2 separate regions of the Homo sapiens genome follow, and region 2 is linked to region 1. Evidence: chromatin loops called from intact Hi-C (ENCODE). Cell type or tissue: right lobe of liver. All regions are shown on one strand. Each heading gives the region's core, and the rest is flanking DNA. Links, peaks and the distances in the headings are about the cores only. Region 1 has its middle 32 kb from the start of ATP2A2. Region 2 overlaps ANKRD13A (ankyrin repeat domain 13A).

Region 1 (8,326 bases), core at 119-8,118:
ACAATATGTGTGCATATAACCCCATCTTCCAACCTACACACATATGCATAAAGATATGTGTGCATTTCAAAAACAAAGAGATTGTTTTGCCCCAAATACTACCAGTAGTTAAACTGTAGATTATGAATGATTCTTCTCCTTTATTCTTTAATGTATTTTCAAAGATTTCTAAAATAAGCACTCTTCTGGTTTTTCAAAAGTGAAACTTTAAAAAAGATCTAGAATCTGCTGTCGGGAGAACACACAGAGGGAAACTGTGACCTCCAGACGTCAGCAGCCCGGCTGCTGGTGTCATGCTCCACAGAAAGCCGAGTCACCCCTTTGGGGCCAGGGTGTCCTGTGAAATATATAGACCAGGGTCAGGCCAGCTCACGAGGCCCAGTGGCCTCGGCAGACCTTTCCGGGGAGTGGGCACTCTGCCACCCCGGCCCATATCTTAATGAGATAATGTATGTGAAAGCACTTTGCCAAAGAGAAAACTCTATCCAGATAGGTGATTGCACGGCTTATTCTGGAGAAAGTAGGCTCTCAGAGCACATTCTATTAAGGAATTTCACACTCTATCTCCTCCTCCAAACTCTTCTCTTTTTCTCCCTCCCCTGAACAGAAATATATTTAGCAACCCTATCTAAATCCTCTTCTTTCCCTTAATTTGATTAAGGAGGAAGGGGAACAAGGGATGGAATGGGGGGTGAGGGGAGCGGGGTGGCTGAGCTGCCGGGAAAGATTAGAGGAGCTGCATGTGTATCTCCGGCCGAGCGATGGCTGAGTGTGGACAGGACGAGGGCCTCCTGGTACTTAGTGCAGAGGCACAGAGGACAGAGGGAGGGGACACAGTCAATCACGGAACACGCTTCTCTGGGAGAATGAGGACCAAATCAGGGAGGGTCCAGCTTCTGGGACTAACTTGGGGAATGGGAGCCATTTCCTATGGGAGGCACTGGATACTGAGTCTCCTCTGCTTTCCTGGCGCCTTGGGTCCTCAGAGCCTCAACAAGTGCCAGGAGGGCTGAGCGCGGTGGCTCACGCCTGTAATCCCAGCACTTTGGGAGGCCGAGGCAGGCAGATCACGAGGTCAGAAGATTGAGACCATCCTGGCTAACATGGTGAAACTCCGTCTCCACTAAAAATACAAAAAATTAGCCGGGCGTGGTGGCCGACGCCTGTAGTCCCAGCTACTCGGGAGGCTGAGGCAGGAGAATGGCGTGAACCCGGGAGGTGGAGCTTGCAGTGAGCCCAGATCCCACCACTGCACTCCAGCCTGGGTGACAGAGCAAGACTCTGTCTCAAAAAAAAAAAAAAAAAAAAAAAAAATCCCAGGAGGCTGCATGTGCTGAGCTCTTGCTATGTGTTTGGTACTTTCACATATTCACATAGATCAGTGAATGTATTCTTTCTTTTCTTTTTTCTTTTTTTTTTTTTGAGACAGGGTCTCACTCTGTTGCCCAGGCTGTAGTGTCACAATCACCGCTCAGCCTCCCAAGTAGCTGGGACCATAGGTACACACCATCACACTCAACTAATTTTTTTTTTTTTTTTAGTAGGGATGAGGTCTTGCTATGTTGCCCAGACTGGTTTTGAACTCCTGGACTCAAGCCCACCTTGGCTGCCCAAAGTGCTGAAATTACAGGTGTAGGCCACCACACTCGGCCGGAATTTATTCTTTTTTTTTTTTTTTTTTTGAGACAGAGTCTTGCTCTGTTGCTGAGGCTGGAGTGCAGAGGCACAATCTCGGCTCACTGCAACCCTCTGCCTCCTGGGTTCAAGCGATCCTCCTGCCTCAGCCTCCCGAGTAGCTGGGACTACAGGCACTCACTACCATGCCCAGCTAATTTTTGTACTTTTTTAGAGATGGGGTTTCACCATGTTGCCTAGGCTGCTCTCAAACTCCTGGGCTCAAGCGATCCCCCGCCTCAGCTCCTCAAAGTACTGGGACTACAGGTATGAGCCAATGCGCTCGGCCTGAATTTCTTCTTTTTTGTTTGTTTGTTTTGTTTTGTTTTGAGACAGGGTCTCGCTCTGTCACCCAGGCACTTTGGCTGGCCTGAGTTTATTCTTATGAAGTAATTTGTCTTTACCCACGAAGCTGATGCTGAGAGATTGTTTTGCCCAAAAGAATACAGTTGTTAATGTGTGGGGAAAACAGGATTGCAGTCCAGTTCTGCCTGATTCCACTGCTCTCCCTGGCAAATATTATCCTCCAGAGAAAATAACAGCAGCCAACGCTGACTTAGCCCTACTCGCCAGGCACTGCTATGTGCCTTAAAATATGGTATCTCATTAAATCCTCACAGCACCCCTATGAGGTAGATACTATTATTTTTACGTTTTTCAGATGGAGTCTCGCTCTGTTGCCCAGACTGGAGTGTAATGGCGCGATCTCGGCTCACTGCAACCTCTGCCTCCCGGGTTCAAGTGATTCTCCTGCCTCAGCCTCCAGAGTAGCTGGGATTAAAGGTGCGGGCCACCATGCCCAGCTAATTTTTGTATTTTTAGTAGAGACAGGGTTTCACCATGTTGGTCAGCCTGGTCTCGAACTCCTGACCTCGTGATCCAACCACCTCGGCCTCCCAAAGTGCTGGGATTACAGGCATAAGCCACCGCCCCCAGGCGAGGTAGATACTATTAATAACCCCATTTTACAGATGAGGAGCCTGAGGCATACAGTAAGCCATTTACATTACAGAGCTGGGAAATGGCAAGAGTAGGGACTTGGAGAGCCTGTGAGAGTGGAGAAATGTTGGGTATGAGGCATGCAAAATGAGCAGGCCCCTCTGTTTTATGTGTGTCTCTTCTGATGGTCTGGTTGCTCCGCAAGGACAGGGACCTTGTCTTGTTTATCCTGTATTGCCAACCCGAGCACAATGCCTGGAACAGAAGGAATGTTTGCTGCAAGAACTAGTGGTACCTGATAAACTTGGCTAAGCAATTGTCTCCACTGGGGGCCAACTTGGTGAGGATTAAGTGAGATTTATTTGTCTAGGGATTTCCAAGTCTAAAATGTCATGCTACTGGGCTTTGGAAAAGGCTCCATTGGCACTGGGGATCCCTGCAGGAGGCTTCAAAGGTGACCAGGACCTTGACAATGGGCAGGCCCAGGGAGATGCAGGGAGACGGCTCCAGCTCCCCTTGTGGGGTTGGATTCAGACCAAGGTGACAATGGGCGGGGGGGATCTGGCACACACTCCCCACTGTCCCCTTCCACAGGGACATCTCCAAACTCCAGGGGATAAAACAGTATAGGAGATGGAGGGAGTGAGCAGGTGGGTAGGAAGTGTGCCGCCCAGGCAGCTCATAGAGACAGGAGAGAGGGAAGGTGGGAGATTGGTGTTTGAATTAACAGGAACTCTAAGACTTTTCTAGAAGTAGATTTGAAAGAATAAAGGGCAGGAATTTGTTTTCTTTTAGAAAAGAGGACTCCTCCAGGAAGGGTCGTCCAGCTTCAGCAAAAGTCTCTCATTGACTAATAAGCCCCTCACTGCCTTGTAGTCTCCTATGCCTCAGGGTAAGGATTCAAGCTTCTCTCCCTTTTATACCCGGTGAGGAAGGCTACCAAGGGGCAGAGAACAGAAACAGCCACCAAGTTCCTGGGCCAAGTCCAGGGCTTCCTGGACTGTATTCAGAGAGCTGTGGCTTTTCTCTACCACTTGCAACAGCTCTTGGTGTCTTTATGTGAGCTGCTTATTAACCAGAGGATATCAGGACACTGGGAGGGCAGAGCTTGTGCTGGTTGCCAGTGAGAGTAATTCAGAAACACAGAGTGGGGCAGAGCTGATGTGTGCAGCCGATGTGACGGACAGAGGTGCCTGGCGGGGTGGAACAGGCTCTGGGCACCGTGCAGGAGCAGCATACTGGAGGGGCCTGTGGCCTATGGGGATGGCCAGGAAAGGCAGGGTCCCCTACCAACACTGCAGGCCACCCCCAGGACGAAGGCATGGCGAAGGGCACTGATGGCAACTGGAGGCCACCTGTTGGAATGGGACATGGCACTGGACCGACACTCCCTTCTCACAGTCACACATGGAGGGAGCCGTTTCCACCTTATGGAAACTCCTCTATCATCCTCCTTTTCCAAAGAGACTGCTTTTCCAGAAAAGGCCCTGAGTAAAAGATTCAAATCCCAGACATCCTCTTCCCTCTCTTCCATAAGCTGCTGATGATAGTCCCCGTCTACAGAGTCAGTGTTGATGGGCTTCACCTGCCAGCTGACCCCTCAGGGTCAAACCAAGGAAGCAGAACACCCATGGGCCCTGAGATGGTTCCTGACACCAGGCCACAGAGCAGCTTCCTGCTGTGTCTAAAGAAACACGGATTAGCCATGCTTTGGCCGGGCTGCAGTGCTATGTGTCTTAGGTTTCAAGCTGGTACCAGCTGCACTGAGGGGAAATGGTTGGGGAAGTTCTCCCGTTTGGCTTCTTTCCACATGGAGGACGGCAAAAGGAAGAGGGAGCTTAGAGCTGCCATGCTGGTACTGATGCCTTAAAAATGATGATATAAACACAGCCACAGGAGTCAGCCTGTGAGTCCCTGATGGGGACCAGAGGAGAAATGTCCTGACTTACCCTTCAGCCCACACTCTGCAAACAGAAGTGACCCAGCCCTCATCTATCACCTCAAAAGCTAAACAACTTCCTCAGACAGCCCCATGGAATATAAATCAGGAGGGCCCTAGCTTCTAAGAAACCAGTACACAACTACAGCCCTCAGAAATACTCATCCTCATCTTCTTTCTTCCTCTCCTTTCAGAATAGGGTGCTAGCAAGTCTTATCTGCAGATGAGGCCAGGCAAGGTGGCTCATGTTTGTAGTCCCAGCACTTTGGGAGGCTGAGGTGGGTGGATCACTTGAGGCCAGGAGTTTGAGACCAGCCTGGTCAACATGGTGAAACCCTGTCTCCACTAAAACTACAAAAATTAGCCAGGCATGGTGGTGCACGCCTGTAATCGCAGCTACTCAGGAGGCTGAGCAAGGAGAATCGCTTGAACCTGGGAGGTGGAGTTTGTAGCGAGCTGAGATTGTGCCACTGCCCTCCAGCCTGGGCAACAGAGTGAGATTCCATCTCAAATGAATAAACAAACAAACAAACAAAATAACTGCAGATGAAGTAGGAGGTCACCTTAAGCATGTTACTCAAATTCTCTGAGCATGGGTCCTCATCTGTATCTATCTCATGGGTTTGAGGTGGGAGGTAAATGAGATCATTCATTCAGTTCTTAGTATAGTACTACCTTGATAAATATCATCATTTCAGCAGCTGAAGGCCATTCTCAGGTATAAAGAAGGAAAAACAACACTTCTATACTAATCCCAAACAAGAAGGCTATATGGGCCAGGGCTTCAGTGATTCATGATGTCCAAGCCTTCTTGCTCCTGCTCTCTCTCACGCCAAGTCTGTGCCAGACCTGGTTGCACTTGGCAACCTCAGCGCCTCCAACTTGTTTGAATTCTCACAGAGAATCCCAATGGGTACTCCGACCTGCTGGCGCAGAGACAAATTCAAACACACTGGGGTGGCAGTGAAATGTAGTATAAGAAATAGTCACAAGGAATGTTCAAGCTCTCAGAATGCCTGCAGAGCTGGGGTTTACACAGAGGGCCCCACTTTTCCAGACAGGCAGGGTAGCGAGCTTACAAATTATTTCCTTTCATGCATACTTTCACGATAGCATCATAACACATGCAATAAACACGTTTGGCTCCCTACTGAACAGGTACAGACACGACAGCTTTTCTGTTTTAAAGCTCCTGAATGCCAAAGCCTTCTCCGCTGCTCTGATGCCCCAAACTTCCCTGCCTGGGAATTGGATCTGGGGTAATGAGTGACCCAGCAGGCAGAGATGACAGATTCCTGCCTAATGTAGCAATGCTGGGACAACCTGGAGTATCTGGTGTGGCGGGCAGGCACAGGCAGGATGGGAGAGGCAGCCGTGAGTACACCAACCTTTGTCCCTGTTTGCTCTGGGAGAGGGCAGGCCCTGCCAATGCTGCTCTCCTCTCCTGGTGCCTCTGCCTGGGGCTCTTGGCTAGTCAAACCTCCCCGGGGACCTGAGACGACCTGACCCTGGTGGGTGGCAAGCCGAGACCTCTTCAGGCAGTCAAAGGGTGCTCTGGCACCTCTGACATGACACAGCAGGTGTGGGGCTTGGAGGCCTGCGTGCTCCTGCCCCCTGAGGAAGCCTCTTTCCTTCTGGCTCCTTCCCAGCTGAAAGCTTATCATTAACTAGCCGCCCAGAAAATGATGACCTACTCCAGGGCACTCCTTGGTTCAATCCACTACAGGGTCCGAGGGAAACACAGAATGACAGTGCAGAGCCTGAGCTGGGCAGTGTTGCGTGCCTTCCTCTTGCCAGCCTTTGTCCTCTGGGGCAGGGGAACACTCCTTTTTTAGCCTTGCTTACTGCCATATAAGTGGGTGTCTTGAGGAACCTGTGTGTTCTTTCTTCTGGCAAGGCTGCCCAGTTCTCTGGTTCCCCAGGTTAGGTACAAACAGGGTGACAGAGATACACGTCTGGTGGGGAGGTGGGGACACTCTGGCTCTTGCGTGAGAAATCCTCCTGCTTGCTCTCTCTCTCTCTCTCTTTTTTTCCTGGATGACACTGCTGGGGCTTGAAGCAGGTTGATCCTGAAAAGCAACTTTTCTTGAGAAAAGTCTGAGGGTTTTCTCTTTTCCTAGGAAGCTAGGCCCTGGCCCCCTGGCCCCTTCACCTTATGGAGGGCACTCCCTCTGCCAGGGCCCTCCCAGCTGGCAGAAGCGCTTACAAAGGTCAGAGAAAAGCATCCTTCCCTTTCACAAATAAACAAACCCAATCCATGTGCTGGAGGACTTAGAGTATATTAATAGCCAGATATTTTGTTTTCCTATTCTGGTGCTTATCCCCTTCCACTAGGATGAAAGATAAGAGAACACAAAATGTTCTCCATCAGCTACCCTTCTCCCCTCCCCCAGGGAGAGGCAAGCCAGGGGAGTGCGCTCTTCTGTTTAAAGCCATTCCTGATGGAGGAACCCTGAGAAAATAGACTTAAAAGTTTATATTCAGTCTCTCTTGGCTACTGTTGCTGCTCAGCAAAGAAACTCTATATTGTTTAAACCCTCCAGGCGAACGGGTTGCAAGGCAACCTTCAAACAATAGAAAATACCCCAAACTAAAAATAAAGGCATTAAGAGATGGAAAGCATGGTGGTGCTTTGGTGAAGTGATTCCAGAATTGGGGCAAGGGAGAAGGTCGTTGATCAGGCTGCTTGTGTGTGACATCAGCCCGTTTGCCTGCTCTCATCCTTATCAATTGAGTTTCTTATAATCCAGACATATGGGGTCCCGCTTCTTTTTATTTCTGGACTCTCAGTCCTCTCACTGGTCATCAACTGCTTTGGGCGGGAGGGTGTCAAAGGCCTGTAAGGTTGGGTGCCTCCTGTCCTCAGGAAACTTCCTAATCAATGCACTTATCCCACTGGCTCCCAGCTGACAAGGAACAGCACTTCCATTCCTGAGAAATCCTTAGAAACCCAAGGACAGACAGGGCTGGGGCCCAACTTAATCATAAGGTTCTTACAGGAAGAAGGCAGGAGGGTCAGAGTTGGGGAGGACACGTGAGGACAGAAACAGGCTGGAGCGACGGGCTTTGAAGACGAGGAAGAGGCCACAAGCCAAGGAATATGGGCAGCCCCTAGAAGCTGGGAAAGAAAAGGAAATGGCTTCTCCTCTAGAGCCTCCAGAAGGAACACGGCCAAGCCAGCACCTTGATTTTAGCCTTGTGAGACCCACTTTGCACTTCTGGCCTCCAGAAATGGAAGATCATGCATTCATGTTGTTTTAAGCTACTGGATTTGTGGTGATTTGTTACAACAGGAGATTAATACAATCATGAAAAGGAGAACCCGAGGAACTTTCATAAGGACAAGGAGTTGACAGTGAGTTCCTGGGCACTGCAGGCAGGTGACTGGGAAGCCTGGTGCTGCCCTGGCCCTGCCCTCAGTGACTGCTGCTCTCTGGCTGTGTGCTCTTTGCCACAGATGGAGGCCAGCAGGGGGCACTGAGCCAGCAGGGCTGCCTTTAAACAATCAAACACACATCAATACAAAGGCTGGGGCTTTGCCCACGGAGAGGGCAGGCTGATGGGTGTATTATCCAATAAGCAGACCTGAGCAGCGGGGACGTTTTCACCCATGACCCTTGGCCCACCCCAATCAGTGTCACTCAAAGAGAGATCAGACTGGAAGGGGAAACTGGAAGAAAGAAAAATACATCACCTCCACCCCCTACTCCAGGTTGCTGTCCAGCAATTACTGAAGATTCCCTTGGACTTCTCTGGAAGGAGACATGTAAGAGA
Region 2 (8,326 bases), core at 15-8,014, 210 kb after region 1:
CTCCTTTGCCATAGATAGTTTGAGAAATGCTGTCCTAGACAGTTCCGTACAGTTGGTATTTATTTATTTTTTTGAGATGGAGTTTTGCTCTTGTTGCCAAGGCTGGAGTGCAGTGGTGCGGTCTCAGCTCACTGCAGCCTCCGCCTCCTGGGTTCGAGCAATTATCCTGCCTCAGCCTCTTGAGTAGCTGGGACCACAGGCGTGTGCCACCACGCCCAGGTAATTTTTGTATTTTTAGTAGAGATGGGGTTTCACCATGTTGGCCAGGATGGTCTCGATCTCTTGACCTCATGAACTGCCCACTGTGGCCTCCCAAAGTGCTGGGATTACAGGTGTGAGCCACCACGCCCGCCCTAAAACATTCTTTTAAGGTTCTGCCTGGGCCTGCAATTCAGGCAACTGTCACTGCATGCAAAGTGTAGGGAGAAGTGAAAAGATGACGACTGGGAGAATTGATCAGGCCCCAAATGCATGGCCATTGTGTACCTAACAACTCATGGTTTTAAGCTCCTTTTTAAACTTTATTTTTATTATTATTTTTTATATGGAGTCTCACTCTGTTGCCCAATCTGGAGTGCAATGGCATGATCTTGGTTCACTGCAACCTCCACCGCCCAGGTTCAAGTGATTCTCTTGCCTAAGCCTCCCAAGTAGCTGGGATTACAGGCACCCACCACCGTGCCCGGCTAATGTTTGTAATTTTAGTACAGAGGGGGTTTCTCCATGTTGGCCAGGCTTGTCTCGAAGTCTTGATCTCAAGTGATCTGCCCATCTCGGCCTCCCAAAGTGCTGGCATTACAGGTGTGAGCCGCTGCGCCTGGCCTTTTTTATTTTTTAAAGGTAGATTTCCATTCCCCAATTCCAATCTTCTGCATTCCTGCTTTGGGAGTTTTAAGTTTTTTATTTTTTATTTTTTTGAGATGGAGTCTCGCTCTGTTGCCAGGCCAGTGCAGTGGCGCGATCTTGGCTCACTGCAACCCCCGACTCCCTGGTTCAGGTGATTCTCCTGCCTCAGCCTCCCGAGTAGCTGGGATTACAGGTGCCCGCCACCATGCCCAGCTAATTTTTGTATATTTAGTAGAGACGGGGTTTCACCACGTTAGCCAGAGTGGTCTCGATCTCCTGATCTTGTGATCCGCCCGCCTTGGCCTCTCACTGGGATTACAGGCTTGAGCCGCTGCGCACAGCCGAGAGTTTTAAATTTTTTTTGGAGTTCTTCCAAAATGCGAGATGCAAGAAAATGTTCTTAAATGGAATAAGACAACTTTAAGTCCAATTGTAGTCCAAACCATAGAAACTCAGAATTCAGGACTTTTGAAAATTAGGGCAGGTATTCAGTTAACAAGGGCTATTTTAAGACATGACATTTAGTTCACGTAGGTTGGAGATTTTGTTTGACAAAGATCTTAAAATTACTTCTGGCCTTTGGAGTTATGACATGCTGTCTTTGTCACCTTCTCCTTCCTTCTTCCCCCTCACTCACCAAAAAAAGATGAATTTTCTTTTCTTTTCTTTTTTTTTATTTTGAGACGGAGTTTCGCTCTTGTTGCCCAGGCTGGAGTGCAGTGGCGTGATCTTGGCTCACCGCAACCTCCGCCTCCCGGGTTCAAGAAATTCTCCTGCCTCAGCCTCCCAAGTAGCTGGGATTACAGGCATGCACCATCACGCCCAGCTAATTTTGTATTTTCAATAGAGACAGGGTTTCTCCATGTTGGTCAGGCTGGTCTCGAACTCCCGACTTCAGGTGATCTGCTTGCCTTGGCCTCCCAAAGTGCTGGGATTACAGGCGTGAGCCACTGCACCTGGCCTGATTTTTCTGTATAGTCGGTTTTAAAATAATAACCGGTTTAAGCGTGGAGGGTGTGTGTGGGGTGGGGGGGTCACAGATACTACAAAGTTACTGATTTAAATAAAACTATGGTCAAATCTTGGTTTTTCTTTTGTTTTGTTTTCTTTTTTTTGACAGAGTCCCTGTCGCCCAGGCTGGAGTGCAATGGTGCGATCTCGGCTCGCTGCAACCTCCGCGTCTGGGGTTCAAGCGATTCTCCTGCCTCAGCCCCCTGAGTAGCTGGGATTACAGGTGCCCGCCACCATGTCCGGCTAATTTTTGTATTTTTAGTAGAGATGGGGTTTCACCATGTTGGCCAGGCTGGTCTCAAACTCCTGACCTCGTGATCTGCCTGCCTTGGCCTCCCAAAGTGCTGGGATTATAGGCATGAGCCCCCTTGCCTGGCTAAATCTTGGTTTTTCAAAGGAACAGTAATGAGACTGAAGAACAACCATGGTTAGGCCCTAGCTGGAACCTGGGATGGGCCCACATCCCTACAGACACACATCAGTGTACATTTGCTTGTTTTGAATGCTTCCCAAGATCGCTGAGATAGTTACAGAAACAAGATTGCGTATCACTGCTGCTGTTGAAGAAACCTCTGACAGGTTGCTGGTTACGCTAGTTTTTTTTTTTCTTTATTTTTTTTTTTTTGTTATGTAGTAGTTTAAAGCCCAGGTCCTTATCCTGTATCACCAGGGCTCAACTTGAGTAATCAGTTGTAGTTCCCATTTCTCACCTGAGCACCTTGAAAATTTCAGATGTGAAATTTAGTCTTAAAAACGTAACATTTTTTTTTTTGTTTTTGTTTTTTTTTGAGACAGAGTCTCCCTCTATTGCCCAGGCTGGAGTGCAGTGGTATAAGCTTGGCTCACTGCAACCTCTGCCTCCTGGGTTCAAGCAATTCTCCTGCCTCAGCCTCCTGAGTAGTTGGGACTACAGGCACACACCACCACACCTGGCTAATTTTTTTTGTATTTTTAGTAGAGACATGGTTTCACTATATTGGCCAGGCTGGTCTCGAACTCCTGACCTCGTGATCCGCCTGCCTCGGCCTCCCAAAGTGCTGGGATTACAGGCATGAGCCACCGCACCCAGCCAAACATAGCAGATTTGTGAGTTAGTTGCTTCTTTGCTCAAAAGGCCCTGTCAAGACTCATCTTGAGACTGAAATACTTTATTGAATCTCCAGGTTTTTATTAATGGCTTTAAAGGCATAGTTGGGCATCCTGCTCTCTTGCTCCCCTATAGTCAAACAATTCTCCACACAAAAGCCAGAGGAATCTTTTTTTTTTTTTCCGACTAAATCAGATGATGTCATTCCTTTGCCTACAGCCCCCTAGTGGCTTCTCTTTAAACTTAAAATCCGTGTTTTCTTCATGGTCTCCAAGGCCTTGCACAGACCAGCCCCAGCCTTCCTTTCTGGCCTGATTTCCTGCCTCTCTTCCTGCACTCCTTGCCTGGTTGCCTCCCTTCTGTTCACTGAGTGTATTGGGCTTATACTGGCCTCAAGGCCCTTCCTTAGCTGATCTGTGGGCCTGCAGCATGCTCCCTGCAGAGCCTCACTCGTAAGGTCTCAGTTTTTTGTTGTTGTTTTTTTTTTTGAGGTGGAGTTTCATTCTGTCGCTTAGTGGCGCAATCTCGGCTCACTGTAACCTCCGCCTCTCGGGTTCAAGCGATTCTCCTGCCTCAGCCTCCTGAGTAGCTGAGTAGCTCAGGAGTAGCCTCCTGAGTAGCTGGCGGATGCCACCACACCTGGCCAATTTTTGTATTTTTAGTAGAGACGGGGTTTCACCATGTTGGCCAGGCTAGTCTCGAACTCCTGACCTCAAGTGATCCACCCACCTAGGCCTCCCAAAGTGCTGAGATTACAGACACGAGCCACCACACTCGGCCTGTCTTAGTTTGTGAGTCTCCTCCTCGGATGCTTCCTGACTGTCCCCCCTTCTTGCTGCCCACCCTGTCTCCATCCCTAGCATGTTACTGTTTTTTTTTTTCACGGTATATCAAGCTATGTGAAATGCTCTCATCTGTTTGTTTCTCCCCCAACTATATTTAGAGACAACTGGAGAGAGGATCTGTTTACAGCTGTTTGCACAGCACTTGACATAGTGCCTGGCAGCAAGTGGCATTTGATAAATCATTGGCAGTGAGTGGATGAATTGCCTAACCTGGAGCTGCCATTAGGAAGTAACCTGTTTTCCCTTTGCAGTGTTGATGGGAACCATTTTCAGCATCCTGCTGGTGACTGTCATCCTTATGGCATTTTGTGTCTACAAGCCCATTCGGCGTCGGTGACAGCCAGACAAGTTCTTCAATGAGTATTTGGGAATAGGATAAGTTGTGTTGCACACAGGCCAGTGGAGAAGTTGGAACCAAAACTTTCCTACTTGGAAATGACCTTTGGTCTGGACAGTTGGTAAATGCTAAATGAATTAGAAGAAAACATGTACTAGACATTATTTTTTCCTAACACTGTAGCGCAAATAATTGGCCCCTGAGTCCGCTTCTCAGTGTTTCTGACTGTACTTGTTAAAAGTAAGACCTGAAAGCTCCAAAGGTCAGTGTAAAGATGGAGTGTTCATGAGAAAGAAAACATGGTAACCTTGTGAGTGCCTGTAAGAACCACACTGTAAAGAACTCATCATTAATGCTTGAAAATGTTATTAAGAAGGAGACTTACCATGCAGACATTCCCTATTTAAGAACCATTTGGTTACAGTGGGTTAAGAATCACAGATTTTTTTTTTTAATCTCACCTGAGTTAGCCTAGAATGCGCTGGTTGCAAAGTGGTGTCAGCTGTGGGGATCTTGGGCCCTCGTTCCTCACCTGCATCCTGCCCTGCACTCAGGTGCTCCCCCTGAAGTCAGGGTCACATCAGGTAGACCTGTTACTATATGCACCTTTGGCCTGGAATGCTCTGAAGTTGGACTGGAAATGTTACTAGGTTGGCCTGTTACAAAAAGGACCCCATCCTGCTTAAACACATTGATCTCCCTTGCCCTGCATTTGAGTCTTTCTAGCCCACGGTCTGAAACTTGAGGCAGCTTTCCAGATTTGGAATGTAAAAGGCTCAGTGGGCACTCTGTTCATCCCTGGGTGGGGAGGGCCCAGCCAACAGAAGTGCATGTCCACTGTGCGGGCCAGTGTGTGTTTACACAAATTTCATCTCAGCTTTGAAAATGCTGCTATTAGTTTCCACTGTTGGTGAACTGGATTTTTTCCTCCTATTGAAATGATACTTTCATACTTATAAAGCTGTCGTCAATATTTATTTCAAGGTGCTAGATTTAATTTTGTTATTAAATTGAAATGCTTATCTTGTGTTCAAGCACAGCACTGATTTTAACAACCTGCATTTAATGTGAAGTAACCGAAGTAGGATACTGTAACTGTGTAAGGATTTTGTTTGTAATCTTGTAACATTGAACCATTGAAATGTTCAGTTCTTTGCTTTTGAGCAAAACGTCAATTAAAACTAAAGTAAAATCCTATATATTGTTTTACTCCACCAGTTATTTCCCAAGTGTTTGAAATGCAGGTGTGTGTCTGAATTTGATCTAATCACTTAAAGAAGCTCTGTGAAGTGAAATTTCTTTTTTTGAGACGGAGTTTGGTTCCTGTTGCCCAGGCTAGAGTGCAATGGTGCATTGTTGGCTCACTGCAACCTCCACCTCCCGGGTTCAAGCGATTCTCCTGCCTCAGCCTCCAGAGTAGCCAGGATTACAGGCATGAGCCACCATGCCTGGCTAATTTTTTTGTATTTTTAGTAGAGATGGGGTTTCACCATGTTGGCCAGGCTGGTCTCAAACTCCTGACCTCAGGTGATCCACCTGCCTTGGCCTCCCAAAGTGCTGGGATTACAGGCGTGAGCCACTGCGCCTGGCCTAAAGTTGAGATAAAAGTCTCCTAGTGCTGCCTATGATTTAGTGACTGTGGAGTCATATCAGCATGTTGTATTTTTTTCCACCTGGACCTCAGGCTTAAACCTACACATATTTCTAAACAGAGGCCTAGGTGGTACTTTGAACTTCATCACTCACTGTACCACTGAATCACTTGAAATCTCCACATCCAGTTCATCTTCCTTGATGTCATTTGTGGTCAGCAGGAGACTGCGACCAAGCTGGCAGTTATGGCAGTTTCCCTTTCCTGTCATTATTTAGAGCAGACTTTCAATCCCTTGACATGCCACGTTTATGTAGTGTGACAAGCTTGTTTATAGAGCAGAGTGCCTTAGGAACTTAGTTCCTAGCAGTGTCTAACGTGCAGAAGTTGCTCAATTAAAGTTTCTGGCCGAGTGCGGTGGCTCATGCCTGTAGTCTCAGCACTTTGGGAGGCCGAGGCGGGTGGATCACCTGAGGTCAGGAGTTCGAGACCAGCCTGGCCAACATGGTGAAACCCCGTCTCTACTAAAAATACAAAAATAAGCCAGGCATGGTGGCACACGCCTGTAATCCCAGCTACTCGGGAGGCTGAGGCAGGAGAATCGTTTGAACCCGGGAGGCAGAGGTTGCAGTGAGCCAAGATCGCGCCATTGCACTCCAGCCTGGGCAACAAGAGCAAAACTCCGTCTCAGGAAAACAAACAAACAAAAAAAAAAAACCACTTCCTGCTGATATTGGGCCACTCAAGCTTAGCTTTTCAGTTTTTAAATAATCCATAGTCATTGCACCTCTTGACCTGAAAGAGTAATGGTTTTCTTCATAGTGTCCTTGTGGCTTCAAAGTATTGATATCTACTTTCCCCTAAAAGCAAAGCAGCTCCTTTACATCTTCCCAGAAATACAGCCTCATTTCTGGAACCCATACATTTCTACTGGCCACTGCCTTTGTTGTTTTTAATACCCGCTTATTTAGATATAGGAAGAGTTTGGAAGCCTTATCATCTGGACTTCTAGGAACAGCCTCACAAAGCAGTTGGCTTCAAGGGATAGCATTGATGCAGAGCTTTGATGTTGGCTGGGCTTCCCTTACCCCACAAGAGCCAGTTCCCCTCCAGGAGGACCACAGAGGTGTCAGAACAGCCCAACACTGGCTTGCTTTTAGTTGCCATTTGAAACAAGCAGCATGGGGCTTGTTAACCTGGGCAGGAAGGCTGGGAGGAGCATGCCACCTTTGCAGTGATGAACTGAGCGAAGTGAGGCATTCTAATGTTCTACTGACATACGTAACAGGAAGTGTGGGTACATCCAGTGACTAGAAAAAACTGAAAAGGAAAAAGACTCAAAGACTGGAATTTTGTATGAGCACCCTCTAAGGAAGCAGTCTTTATTTGCATTTTTAGAGTGAACACATATATGAAAAACACTGCAACAGGTTGACACAATGCTCAGTCCCTTTTTAAGTGAATTCCTGGGGAGAAAGTCAAGGACCTTAGGGAGCAGAGCAGTGGAATGCAAACACAGAAATTACCTATGAGTCACTTTTGTGAGCCAATGACACGGCCTCACTGCAGCCATTCCAAGAAGTATCTTTGCTCACGGTAAATGCAAAGTAAACAAAATACCACACTGCATATTTGAAACAAACAAATGTGACGTTGCCTATACTGGCCTCATGTGCAGAAGGAATTTTGGTCAGACAATGACAAAAAAAAAAAACAAAACAGATTGTGAAATGGAATTAAAAGCACAATTCTTTGTATCTGGGAACGTTTCACTGGCAACACTAACTGTATGATACAGACGTTACCTGGAACAGTAGTTATGTTTCTCTTCCTATCCCCAAAGAAGCACAATAGAAGAAATAGACGCAAAATGGAGGAGGGTGTTGTTTACCAGGTTATTTCAGTGCAGCCTGTGGGAATGAATACACGGGCCACAGTGAGCAGTGCCCTTGGCTGTATTCCCCAGGGTTCTGTATGTTGTGCGATGGTTATATACAAGAGGGTTTGACAAAAGAGAGTTAACTACTAAAGGTATCCAAAAAAGGCCTGAGAAAATCTGGTTAAAATGTATAACCTTGTATTGCTACTGATGGGAGTTGTTTTTATATCTTTTACAAATAATAAAAAGATTGTTAAAAAATAGATTTATCCAGAAAGATGTTGATTTGAACTCTAAAAAGCAACGTGGAATCATTATTTTCCCTTTTGAATGAAGAGCCATGGAGCTCCGTGGTTTTCAGCTCCCTTTCTGGTTGCAAATCAATCCTTCCTCTGGAGTGAGTCTAGGGCATGCGGGCTCTTCCTAGGTGTCTACGTGGAAATCCTTCACTCATGCAGGTGTAGAACACACCTGGTTTGGTTCTGTGTGTTCCAATATTTTGGCCAGCTTGCCCACTTCAAGAACAAGCCTCAGGTTCCCCTAGCTGCTCCTTCAGGGACAGGATTAGCTGCCTTTGATTTAGCCTGGAGAATCCTGCTCTCAAAAGAATTGCCTTTACAAATTCAAATCAGATCCTTCGATGCGTGCAGTGAGGTGATGTGAAACTATTAGTAATGTTTAAGGCTAAGGCAACATCCATGGCCATTTGTGTATCTTAATTTGATGCAAA

The links. Peaks named below come from ENCODE experiments on the same cell type or tissue, not always from the same donor. Only the 100,000 strongest peaks of a DNase experiment are listed, where the experiment ranks them.
Region 2: it touches region 1 in a loop (11-fold over the local background); 2 of 110 quality-filtered maps call a loop at or near these places.

The regions. Positions count from the first base shown.
Region 1 is chr12:110,245,385-110,253,710 of GRCh38, reverse strand. No RefSeq gene overlaps it. Among named protein-coding and RNA genes, the nearest start is that of ATP2A2, 32 kb to the left of the region's middle. In right lobe of liver, for the core only: a CTCF peak has its summit at 8,019 (motif pointing right); DNase peaks (open chromatin) are centred at 320, 3,680, 5,940, 8,030 and 1 weaker place; H3K4me3 peaks cover 900 bases; H3K27ac peaks cover 6,635 bases.
Region 2 is chr12:110,038,174-110,046,499 of GRCh38, reverse strand. ANKRD13A (ankyrin repeat domain 13A) reads right to left here. Exons shown (of 15, transcript NM_033121.2): 15 at 6,737-8,326. C12orf76 (chromosome 12 open reading frame 76) reads left to right here. Exons shown (of 2, transcript NM_001389625.1): 2 at 4,041-5,323. The coding sequence ends at 4,126. Among named protein-coding and RNA genes, the nearest start is that of C12orf76, 6.2 kb to the left of the region's middle. RefSeq lists an enhancer at 3,488-4,001. In right lobe of liver, for the core only: a CTCF peak has its summit at 3,166 (motif pointing left); DNase peaks (open chromatin) are centred at 3,250, 3,989 and 7,269; H3K27ac peaks cover 5,714 bases.